2 separate regions of the Homo sapiens genome follow, and region 2 is linked to region 1. The links are chromatin contacts, found by Hi-C or POLR2A ChIA-PET in ENCODE. All regions are on one chromosome and are shown on one strand. Each heading gives the region's core, a stretch centred on a gene start or an enhancer-like site at or near the end of the contact. The rest is flanking DNA. Distances are from core to core; before and after follow the strand shown.

Evidence for each region. Hi-C counts contacts between places; a loop is a spot of excess contacts on that map. ChIA-PET counts read pairs that join two places held with the same protein, here RNA polymerase II (POLR2A). Pooled maps may share reads with other maps.
Region 2: a loop to region 1 is called in a map of endothelial cell of umbilical vein, with 13 times the contacts of the local background. The contact joins the promoter of DEPDC1 here to the promoter of WLS in region 1. A Hi-C loop is called at or near these places in 1 of 168 maps with a recorded cell type or tissue (endothelial cell of umbilical vein) and 9 of 50 pooled maps. POLR2A ChIA-PET finds 5 or more read pairs at or near these places in 2 of 52 experiments (activated CD4-positive, alpha-beta T cell and activated T-cell).

What each region holds. Positions count from the first base shown.
Region 1 is chr1:68,230,565-68,237,009 of GRCh38, reverse strand. WLS (Wnt ligand secretion mediator) reads left to right here and starts at 4,487. Exons shown (of 12, transcript NM_024911.7): 1 at 4,487-4,816. The coding sequence starts at 4,711.
Region 2 is chr1:68,495,470-68,501,179 of GRCh38, reverse strand. DEPDC1 (DEP domain containing 1) reads left to right here and starts at 4,098. Exons shown (of 12, transcript NM_001114120.3): 1 at 4,098-4,228. The coding sequence starts at 4,181. DEPDC1-AS1 (DEPDC1 antisense RNA 1) reads right to left here and starts at 4,504. Exons shown (of 3, transcript NR_110671.1): 1 at 4,409-4,504. RefSeq lists enhancers at 4,198-4,257, 4,368-4,417.

The DNA.
Region 1 (6,445 bases), core at 3,238-5,737:
GCCCTCCTCTGTGCAAGGTGCTGTGCTGGGACTGTGAGGCACACAAAGGCTCAGATCACACTCTCCTTGTGTTGAAGGAATTTGCAAGCCAGTTAGGGTAACAACACATCACATATATAGATACATGTGCAAAATGCAGTCTAGTGTATAGGTGCCAGGTAGGAATATAGTCAGTCAATTATATATAGGAACTGGGGGTGAGGGAGGAGTTATATCTACCTTCAGTTAGATATCCATTTATCCATTCATTCATTCATGAATTCATGCATTCATTCATCTATTCAATACATACGCATGGAACATCACTATGACCTTCCATATCCCAAACACTTTTTTTTTTTTTGAGATGGAATTTTGCCATTGTTGCCCAGGCTGGAGTGCAATGGCGTGATCTCAGCTCACTGCAACCTCCGCCTCCCAGGTTCAAGTGATTCTCCCGCCTCAGCCTCCCGATTACAGGCATGCCTCACCACGCCCGGCTAATTTGTATTTTTAGTAGAGACAGGGTTTCTCCATGTTGGTCAGGCTGGTCTCGAACTCCTGACCTCAGGTAATCCGCCCACCTCAGCCTCCCAAAGTGCTGGGATTACAGGCGTGAGCCACCATGCCCGGCATATCCCAAACACTTTGAATAAAATGATGAATAAATCAGAATACCTAATATAAAGTCTAGTGGAATGGAGTTGAAATGATCAGTTTTTATTGACAGAGTTGGATTTGCCCTTGGATCATTTCAGTCTCTGGGATAATCTACCTAATGACAATGACTCAAAACAAACATTTCCTTGGCAGCTGGAAGTTTTTAGAACAGATGTTTCTATGTTAAAAACCACTGAGTATTGTCAAAGTTCAATTCTAGATGTTGTCCTTATTAACACACTTGTCAAGTAAAGTTAACCACCTAGACTTCTCCTAACATATGCTTCAAACAGTAATCACAATATGATAAAAATTTTAGAGCTGAGCAATAATCAGTCATCAGTTTTACTAGTTTTACTAGTTTTTAAACACAAAATTATTGATTTCCCTTAGTTTCCTAAATATAATAATAAATATTCATATCTTACAAGAATACCATGAAATAGTACTATTATTCCCATTTTACGGAAGGGAAAACTCTTCTGTAAAGAGTGAAGGTTTTACAGAAGCCTCAGAGTTGGTCTGTGAAGCCTCAGAGGTGGTAAGTAACTGCATAATGGCCTATAATCACATGAAACAAGGGGCAGATGGGATCTGGGTTCCAAACCAGATCCAGCTGACTCTAACTGTCATGTTCTTTTCTATTCACCTGTGTTGTCCGCTTGGGAAATAAAGATTCACAGTCACTTTTAATGTTTAAAAAGATGTGATAGAAATTCAATTTTTTTAAAGCAGCCCATGGTGATGAATACTACAGGTGTCTACATCCCACCAAGTTGGGCATTATTGGTAATCTCATGACAGAAGTACTGATTAGCAATTAGAAATATCCCTTTTTAATTAAAATAACTATTTAATAAGTGCTCTTTTAAAGCAGGGGATCATCTTGGTGGAGAACCAGCAACTCATTTACAGATGAGAAAACTGAAACCTAAGGAGTTAGGCTAGTTACTCTGCAGAGATGCATTTCAGAGCAGAGGGGGTGGGGTGTATTGTAGCAGCTCATTAAAAACTAAGTCAAGGAGTTCACTAATCTGAATAAATCACTTCTACCACTCCAGACATTTTTTATGGATCCAGTTTATATTTGAAGTGGACGGGGGCCAGGCGTGGTAGCTCACACCTGTAATCCCAGCACTTTGGGAGCAGAGGTGGGTGGATCACCTGAGGTCAGGAGTTCAAGACCAGCCTAGCCAACATGGCGAAACCCCATTTCTACTAAAAATACAAAAATTAGCTAGATGTGGTGGTGGGCACCTGTAATCCCAGCTACACAGGAGGCTGAGGCAGGAGAATTGCTTGAGCTCAGGAGGCAGAGGTTGCAGTGAGCCAAGATCGTGTCACTGCACTGCAGACTGGGCGACAGAATGAGACTCTGTCTCAAAAACAAACAAACAAATAAATAAACAAAAAACCCACCATTTTTTCTCTACCCTCTTATGCATAGTGCTTGGGGGTCTGTGGACTAAACTGACAAAAGACAGATTAGCAAGGCAAAAGACAAATTTTTGTTCACATATATCAAATGTATGTGGGCATTCATAACCACTCAAGGAGGCAGTTGTTAATAGAATTTGGAGCTTATATTCTATCTTAATAGGAGAAGAAGTGTATTTATGAGAAAACAAATGACTTTTAGGAAAGATAAATGGGCCCTTAGGAGTGCTGGGCTCAGAACATGATACCCCAAGGTATCTGAGTACTTTGAACTGAAGGACATTGGAAGGACAACAATTCTGTCTACTTCATCCTTTCTGATAGTACCTGGTGTTTGCCAAAGTAGAGGTAATTAATTACTATTCAGTGAATAACATTTGGACTGGGGGGGGGTTCCTCTGGGGCAGGTGCAAGTACTTTGACATCTTGGTATCCTTGAGTGCTTAAGAAAGAAAGCCTGGAACATGTTAAAGGCTCAATAAGTGACTTGGATAAAGAGTTGAATGAGAGAATAGATAAACAGCAACCACAGTCATGCATTGCTTAATGATGGGAATACCTTCTGAGAATGTGTTGTTAGGTGATTTGTCATTGTGCAAATGTCATAGAGGGCACTTACATAAACCTAGGTAGCATAGCCTACTACAGACCTAGGCTACACCGTGTAGCTGATTGCTCCTAGACTACAAACCTGTCTGGCATGTTACTGTACTGAACACTGTAGACAACTGTAATGCAATAGTAAGCACTCTGTGTATCTAAACATATCTATAGAAAAGGTGTTGTAAGAATATGGTATTATAACCTTATAGGACTACTGTCACACACACGGTCTGTTGTTGACTGAAACATCCTTATGTGACACATAATGATGTGTATATCCTCAGAACTGTTAAGAACTATTAGATGTTGAAGAGATGGAGTTTTGTATGCATAAAGTTTGGTGCTTGTCCTTGACAAGTCTCTGTTCTATTTGGAGATTAGAAATGAATGCTTCTATTAAGTGTAACCTGCATGACATCTTTTATAAGGGCAATGAAAATTCAGGAACAGAGTAGAGGAGGAGAGAGGACTGGGAAAAATAGTCTCTTGGCATGAAGAGGGTGTGTAAGGATGGGAGGGACAAGAAACAAGATGTGTGGGTGGTGGTGGTAGAAACTGCACGTTTGGGGAGCAGGGTGGGGTATTTACCAAACCAAGGGTCTATTGAGTAAGGTGAGTTGTACTGGCCAAGCGGCCAGTTTATGAAACATGGAAAAACCAGGCCCAGAAATTTAGGCTTGATAGAGCAGGAAATCTCTATCGGGAGCCCCGCCCCTCTTTTTATGGAAGTTAAGTATAAATATAAATATATGATTTCTCACAAAGAGACAACAAACATTGTAACTTAATATAGGTACCCTCTAAACCAACTAAGATCTCTTTAGACCTTTGAAATACAAACTGTGGGCTTGCTTTCACATTCACTTATTCATTCCACAAAAGATTATGGGGCACCTACTAGAGCTAGCATTTTGTTAGGCACCATGGGGGGTACAAAGAACAAAAAAAACTTGGTCCCTATTCCCCAGGAGTTTACAGCTCAGTGGTGGAGACAAACGTGTACACAAATCCTTACAATAGGAGGTAAAAATGTAAATACAGGATTGTAGGGGCTCAGTTCCCAGAGATACTGCATGGAGGTGGTGTGGAAAATTAGAAAGATTTTTTAACACTAGTTGGTTTTGGATCAGGTTTAACATTGATGGAGTAGAACATGTTCTCTTTAAGGCAATAACCAGGGTTAAGGCTGTGGAAGCACATGTGCTGGAGTAACGAACAGTGGTCTGATTTGGCTGGAGAGCAAGTTTCCTCAAGGGGCGCCGTGGGGAATTTAGCTGGGTATGTGCCCAATAACCGAGGCTGGGAATCTGGTAGAAAGAAGTCGAGCTGAGACTTTATTCCGCATCTCTGTGTTTTGACTTAGGCATCTATTGGGTCCTTTTAAAAAAAATTCTCCTCCTCTTTCCTAAAGAGAGTTCTAGCAGTTGGGGGTGGGGTGGGGACCATTTCCTAAAGTCAACGCGTAAGTTAAAGGTCTGCAAGGCGGTCCACCGGTGATTTAAATCTCGCACTTCGGAAACCAGAAAAGGAAACCTGTGAGAAGCTGGGCAGGGGGAACCCGCTTAACATCAACAGCAACCCCTAAATGGCATCAGACCTTGGAGAGACAGGTTGCAGGCCAGACTCGGGAGCCAGGCGCCAGCACCCGCCAGAGCTCTGAGCCCCGAACTGGTGGGCAAGGGGTAGAGGAAGAGAGGGAGGGAGGGAGGGAGGAAGCGCGAGAGGGAGGGAGGAAGAAAGGGAGGGAGGCGGCGTCATGTGATCCGCTTCCCTGCTCCTTTAAGCGTCCACAGGCGGCGGAGCGGCCACAATCACAGCTCCGGGCATTGGGGGAACCCGAGCCGGCTGCGCCGGGGGAATCCGTGCGGGCGCCTTCCGTCCCGGTCCCATCCTCGCCGCGCTCCAGCACCTCTGAAGTTTTGCAGCGCCCAGAAAGGAGGCGAGGAAGGAGGGAGTGTGTGAGAGGAGGGAGCAAAAAGCTCACCCTAAAACATTTATTTCAAGGAGAAAAGAAAAAGGGGGGGCGCAAAAATGGCTGGGGCAATTATAGAAAACATGAGCACCAAGAAGCTGTGCATTGTTGGTGGGATTCTGCTCGTGTTCCAAATCATCGCCTTTCTGGTGGGAGGCTTGATTGGTAAGTGCGGAGAGCTGCAAACTTTTCCCCCTTTCTGTCTTTTCGGGCCCCTTCCCTCTTTGCCTCTTGGGCTACTTGTTACAGTATCACTGCCTTGCTTCTATGATCTAATTAGTCCGGCTATTGTGCTTAAGAAAGCAGAGCTCCATGGGGCTCCGTGGGGCACAATCCAGTCTAGTGGCTAAGAGAAAAGGAGGGGAAAAAGTTTTGGCCTAGTTTCAGTATCCACTTGAAAGGCAAGAGGGGGGCGGCGGGGGTGGGAATCTTAAGCATGGCGACGGATCGCGCGAGGAAGCGCTGGGTTACAAAGTTGATTGCTCGCCCCCCCCCCCCCCCGCTTTTTCCCGCGTTCCCCCCCTTTTCCTCTCGGTTCCCTTCCAATCAGCTCCGGGAGGGCAACGTAATCGACTTTATTAGGAACAACAGAAGAGTCGGGGAACTGTGCCCGGCGCAAACCCGGAGCTCTGTTACAAGGCTGAGATACTTGCACGGTTGTAAATGCATTTGGTCGTCTTTGCTAGGGGCTGAGGGTTTGCAATTTGGGGTCCCGACCTTCGCGCCCTCTGCTTTCCCGCCGCACTCCACCCCACGCTCTGCCGTGGACAGGTCCGAATTGTCGGCCGGGAGGTTGGGTGGGATGGGGTGGGGTGGGAGGGAGTCCTTGACCAGCGCCGCGGGAAGTTGGAGAGGTCGGAGGGGAAAAGCGTATCCGAAAGGTGTTGCTTTTGGCCTCCTGCCCACTCGTGAATATCCCTTCCCCCACTACTTAGAGCCCCGAGAGCCGGTGACTGTGAATGTCCCCGTCCTCTTTTGGCGCTTAGGAGAGCGCCCTCAGCTCCCACCACAGCCCCCCGCAGGTGACAGCTCGCCGGCCTCCTCGGCGACAGCGCCCGCCCCGGGAGACCTCCCCTGGCGTGCACCTCCCGGACCTCTCTGAGTCAAACAGGCTTCCGGGTGAAGAAAACCGCCTCACGGACCGTCCACTCGGAAAAACTCCCTTCCCCTCACTGTCTCCCCATCTGCATCCATCCTCCCGCCTCTCTGCACACTCGCGCCCCCCGCCCCCTCAAGATTTGGGACATCCCGGCACAAACTTCAATGCCAACTTTGCAGCGGGCGCGGACGGGAGGTTCGGTTTCCTTACTTCACGGCTTTGTTAAACTTTGCGGAGTGGGGAGTCCACGGAGGGGCTTTCTCCGCGCGTGCCTTTACGGGCGCCCACGCGATGTGGGGTGCGGGGAAAACGCCCGGGGGCGCCGGCGGCGTCGCTGCCAGAGCTGCACAGGCTTGGGCACCTCCAGTCGTGTGCTTGGCGTTTTGTCTCCAGACTTGGGTTTGATGGGAACAAATTAAAGGGAGTTTGGTACTGTAAATCACGGTAACATCCAAGCCAATTGTCTTAAACAAAGGAGAGTGGGTGAAGCTTCATCAAGGAGAGAAATACCTAAAGGAGACAGTGCTCTTTTCTCTGTGTGCATTTATCCACAAAACAGAAAAGGGTTCAGAGTTTTCAAACAATCTCTTATCCCCAGTGTGGGCCAAACAGCTTCACATTTTCTTTCTGGAACCCTCACCCTCAACACACACACACACACACACACACACGCGCGCACACACACACACGGGTTG
Region 2 (5,710 bases), core at 2,849-5,348, 260 kb before region 1:
TCCCCCACTATTATTGTGTTGCTTTCTATCTCATTTCTTAGGTCTAGCAGTAATTGTTTTATAAATTTGGGGGCTTCAGTGTTAGGTGCATATATACTTAGGATTCTGATATTTTCTTGTTGGACAAGGCCTTTTATCATTATATAATGTCCCTCTTCATCTTTTTTAACTGCTGTTGCTTTAAAGTTTATTTTGACTGATATAAGAATAGCTACTCCTGCTCATGTTTTGTGTCCATTTGCATGGAATGACTTTTTCCACCCCTTTACCTTAAGTTTATGTGAGTCCTTATGTGTTAGGTTAGTCTCTTGAAGGCAGCAAGTAGTTCGTTGGTGAATTCTTATCCATTCTGCAATTCCGTATTTTTTCAGTGGAGCATTTAGGCCATTTACATTCGACATTAGTATTGAGATGTGAGGTTCCATTCCATTTATCATGCTATTCGTTGCCTGTATACCTTAGTTTTCTGGGTTTTTTTTCAATTGTATTTTTGTTTTATAGGTCCTGTGAGATTTATGCTTTAAACAGGTTCTGTTTTGATGTGTTTCCAGGATTTGTTTCAAGGTTTAGAGGTCTTTTTAGCAGTTCTTATAGTGCTGGCTTGGTAGTGACAAATTCTCTCAGCATTTGATTGTCTGAAAAAGACTATATCTTTCCTTCATTTATGAAGCTTAGTTTCACTGGATACAAAATTCTTGGCTAATTGTTTTGTTTGAGGAGGCTGAATATAGGACCCCAATCGTTTGAGGAGGCCGAATATAGGGCCCCAATCCCTTCTAGCTTACAGGGTTTCTGCTGAGAAATCTGCTGTTAATCCAATAGGTTTTTCTTTACAGGTTACCTGGTCTTTTGTCTCACAGCTCTTAAGATTCTTTCTTTCATCTTAACTTTAGATAATCTGACGATAATGTGACTAGGTGATGATCTTTTTGTGATGAATTTCCCAGGTGTTCTGTGAGTTTCCTGTATTTGGATGTCTAGGTCTCTAGCAAGGCCAGGGAAGTTTCCCTCGATTATCCCCCCAAATATGTTTTCCAAACTTTTAGATTTCTCTTCTTCCTCAAAAATGCCAATTATACTTAGATTTGGTTATTTAACATAATCCCAGACTTCTTGGAGGCTTTGTTCATACTTTCTTATTCTTTTTTTTTTTTTTTGTCTTAGTCGGATTGGGTTAATTCAAAAACCTTGTCTTTGAGCTCTGAAGTTCTTTCATCTGCTTGTTCAATTCTATTGCTGAGACTTTCCAGAGCATTTTGCATTTCTATAAGTGCGTCCATGGTTTCCTGAAGTTTTTATTGTTTTTTAATTATGCTATCTATCTCATTGGAAATTTCTCCCCTCATTTCTTGTATCATTTTTTGGATTTCCTTAAATTGTGCTTTGCCTTTCTCTGGATCGCCCTGATTAACTTAATAATGAAACTTCTGAACTCTTTTTTAGGTTAATCAGGGATTTCTTCTTGTTTTGGATCCATTGCTGGTGAGCTAGTGTGATTTTTGGGGGGTGTTAAAGAACTTTGTCATATTACCAGAGTTGGTTTTCTGATTCCTTCTCATTTGGGTAGGCTCTGTCATAGGAAAGGCCTAGGGCTCAAGGCTGTGGTTCAGATTCTTTTGTCCCATGGAGTGTTCCCTTGATGTAGTGGTTTCCCCCTTTTCCTAGGGATGTGGCTTCCTGAGAGCCAAGATGTAGTGATTGTTATCTCCTCTGGATCTAGCCACCCAGCAAGTCTACCAGGCTCTGGGCTGGTACTGGGGGTTGTCTGCACAGAGTCGTGTGATGTGAACTGTCTGTGGGTCTCTCAGTCATGGATACCAGCCAGCACAGTATTTGGGGTGTCTTCCGGGTCCTGCAGGAGCAATCCACTTCCTTCAGATGGTCTATCAATTCTCTCAGCTTTCCTGATTTATTCCTGCAGTCATTCTGGAGCAAAAGTTCACAGTGCAAGCCTCCACATTCTGCTCTTTCCATCCAAGTGGGAGCTGCAATCTAGTCCTGCCTCCCATCCACCATTATCTCTCCAGCTACCTGAATTAAGTTCTGTGTGGCTTGGGACGCCTCACGATCATGGCAGAAGGTGAAAGGCACATCTCACATGGTGGCAGACAAAAGAAGAGAGCTCATTTTCTTTTGTGATACTCATTGTATCACAATGAGTAGATTAGGTTAGGTTCAGCTAGAAGAGTAAATTAACAGAGGCTCATATTTCTTTCATATATAAGTCCACAGCTAGGCAGTTCATGGGCATTACAGCATCTCAGCTGCACAGTCTTCAGAGATACAGCCTCCTCCAACCCTACACATTTACCCTGTACTCTCCCTCCCATGACAAACACACACACACACACATACATACACATATATACATACACCCCAATCAGGATTTGGGGAATCCCAGGAATCAGCATTTTAACAGGTATTGCAGGAAATTCTAAAACATGTAGTTTTTAACCCACTCTGAGAAATTCTAATGTAGGAGAATTAGGAAAAGGATGATAAAGTGACTCTCGCAGAATTGGTAATGAGAGGAAATAAAATGACTTCCAAGATTTAAACTATGCAATCAATGAATAATTGTTAAGAGCAAAGGTATGTAAAGTTACCTTAAAGAAACTCAGACCACTCACATTTAACAAAAACCTAACTTTTAAATATTTTATCATCTAAAGACACTATAAATGTGAAAGTGGATGGTGCAGAGTGAATCCACAGCCACAGTGGATTATTAAGGTACTATTAAGCTGTGGCTACCTATATCAAAGGCTGTATGTGAGATGATTTTCAACTTGGGGAGCTGGGCAAAAATAAATTTTGGCTTCCACAGTCTCATCTCCATTTCCTTCTGAAAGGAAAAAGAAAAGAAAAACGAAAATCCTGGGACAATGTATCATAAAGCCAGGTAAGAAACAGTTAACATTATTTTGTAACATCAATCATTTTACTTTTCCTTAACATAAGTGGAAAATTGAGTAGATTGTTCCTGTTTACCAAGTATGTTTTTGAAAATTCCTACCCACTGGTCCTGGTAGAAAATAGATGTGCTTCTGCCCAAATTAAGGAAAACTCCACAGACCTACACTACCACTCCCTGAACATTTTTCTTTATCTCTTCTTTTTACTGCATCCTATCCTCTTAAACTGCTATTTAATTTCCAAGTGAATTCTTCCACAGCTTCAAATCACTCAAGCAATCTCCCACTTTACTAAGGGATTCTTAGCATCAGATAGTTTCAGACTGGTGACAGGGTATTTATTAAAAGCATGAAGTCTGTGCTTTGCCAAGGAGACCTAAGACTGAGTAAGTCTCTTCAACTCTCGGAATGTAGTTTTTGTCATTTGAAAATTGACTTCTGTTGAAGATTTATTTTCTAAGATCCTAGTGAAATTTTAAGTGTATAATCACGATCCAAACATAACCAACATTCTTATACAGTGGTAGAGTTTAAGGGAAGCAATTTGACAAGTTGTACACAACCTTTCCCAAGCCCCACATTGTATGTACTTAAGAAAGACTACCTATAATCCATTTTATTACCCAACTGGGGGGTTCTGAATGATCCATTTTACTGCACAATTAGGGGGTTCTGAACCTAGATTTTAGCACTTCAGAGAATCATGGCACCTGCTGAGAGAGAGGATAGGCAGCAGAGAGAGAAACTGCGACACATATCCATCAGGTTGCTTTGCCTTCTAAGCTAACTGCTGAAGATCCTGTAGGGCCAGGCAGAAAAACCGTATTTTCTTGTCTTTTCAAATTTCAAATTCCCTTAAACCAAAGGCTGGACTCCAAATAATTTCGTTTGGAACTAAAGAGCTCATCCCCTCTGAGCACGAAAACAGGACTCTGTGACTCCGCCTCGCCGTAGACCGCAGGAGGGAGAAACAGCGCCAGGGAAACCCGAGCCTGTCCCATCGAGGCGGTCCCAGGCCAGCCCAGCCCACCCCAGCCCGCGCCAGCTACTGGAGCCCCAGGACGCAGCCGAGCGGCCCTCGCCGACTCCTTCCCGAGCCTGGCTGTGGCGTCACGTGACCCGCGGCGCGGCCAATCCGCGCAGCCCTCTATGCTATTCAAATCGGCGGCGGGGCCAACGGTTGTGCCGAGACTCGCCACTGCCGCGGCCGCTGGGCCTGAGTGTCGCCTTCGCCGCCATGGACGCCACCGGGCGCTGACAGACCTATGGAGAGTCAGGGTGTGCCTCCCGGGCCTTATCGGGCCACCAAGCTGGTAAGACAGCTCGGATAGACGGGACCGGTCAGCGGGCTGACGGCAGTCACCACTGTTCGCAGTTTTACCTCGACCGTTCGCAGTTTTACCTCGGTCGGAGGGATGAGTCCCAGGATCCCTAGGTTCAGTGAAAAGGCTGGCGAGGAGAAGTAGCGGGTATGCAACCCTTGCCAGACTCACCGCTCCCTCTATTTTGAGGGTCTGGGCCTCAGGTCCGAAAGGAAGCGCCGCGCGTAGGCCGCACCAGACTCGCTATGAGGAGCGACTCCTGTGCCTGGTGTGGCCGGCGTCCCGTGGGGGCGTCTTAGAATATTCCGATTTGGCCGCTCACCTCGCCTGATTTTCTACCCGCCTCAGAATTAGGGAACAATTGGGAATGAGGTCCAAAGCTTTGTAGGGTTAGGTGGGGGGCAAGCCCGAATGTGGCAATTTTGTTTATTGAACCCATAGAATTTAACGCAGGATGTATCGGCCGAATAGCACTAGGATAACAGCTGCCTGTTTCAAAACGGTATTTCTGAGTACCCATCAGTAACCACTGCTGGTGGTCCCTGAATTGCACGTACAGCACTCCTAACGCGTTTTGTGCAGTTGGGTCTTCGGTTCTATAGGATACTGTGGTGCTGGTTATGTGACGTTAGGTGAGTCCCCTACCTTCTGTGAGCCTGTTTCCACATTGGTAAAGGTTACTAATACATGCTTGCCTTAAGGGGTTTCCCAGGAGGATGCTGTTTTTTAAAGTGTGTTGTGATCTGCAGAATAACAAGCATTTTCCTCTTAGGAATGCCCTTCAGACGAGCATGTATTATTAGCCCTACTTTATCAGGTGCACACTGAGGCTCACAGACGTTAAATGCCCTCTAGAGTCACATCAACAGCAAGTGGCAGAGCTAGAATTCAGATCTTCCTGGTATGGCGATCTTACATGGATTCTGCTACTTAGTAAGTTATTGGCTATATTTACCAATATGAAGGATAGAATTTAGGACAGGAAGGAACCTCAATCAGTAGTCCTGCCACATTATTTAAAACCCATTAGATGAAAGTAGTATAAGCACGCTGAAAAAGAAAACATGCACTGAATGCTTACTAGTACTTCACATATATTACATCATTTTATCATTCCAATAAGCCCATTCGTTAGGTCCTTTTGTCCCTGTTTTGTGGTTAAGGAGATTGAGGCATAGAGATTGAAGATAGGCCCAAAAAGTCATAAACAATAGTGGCAGAGCTAGAGCTGGGAAACCAGCCCTACTAGTCTAACTCCAGAGCCTGTTCTTAAAGCCACTACCCTGTACTGCATCTCAGGAAAGCCGTTCTGTAATCTCCCTTAGTACAGAGTCCCTTTCTGTCATTTTTATTACTGTGTCCTCAGGCCAGTACAGAGTGAGCAGCTCAATATCAGTTTCTAGAGTCAATCACACCTGGGTTTGAATGCCTAGGTTCATCACTTAGCTGTGTGACCTTGGTCATTTTATTAAT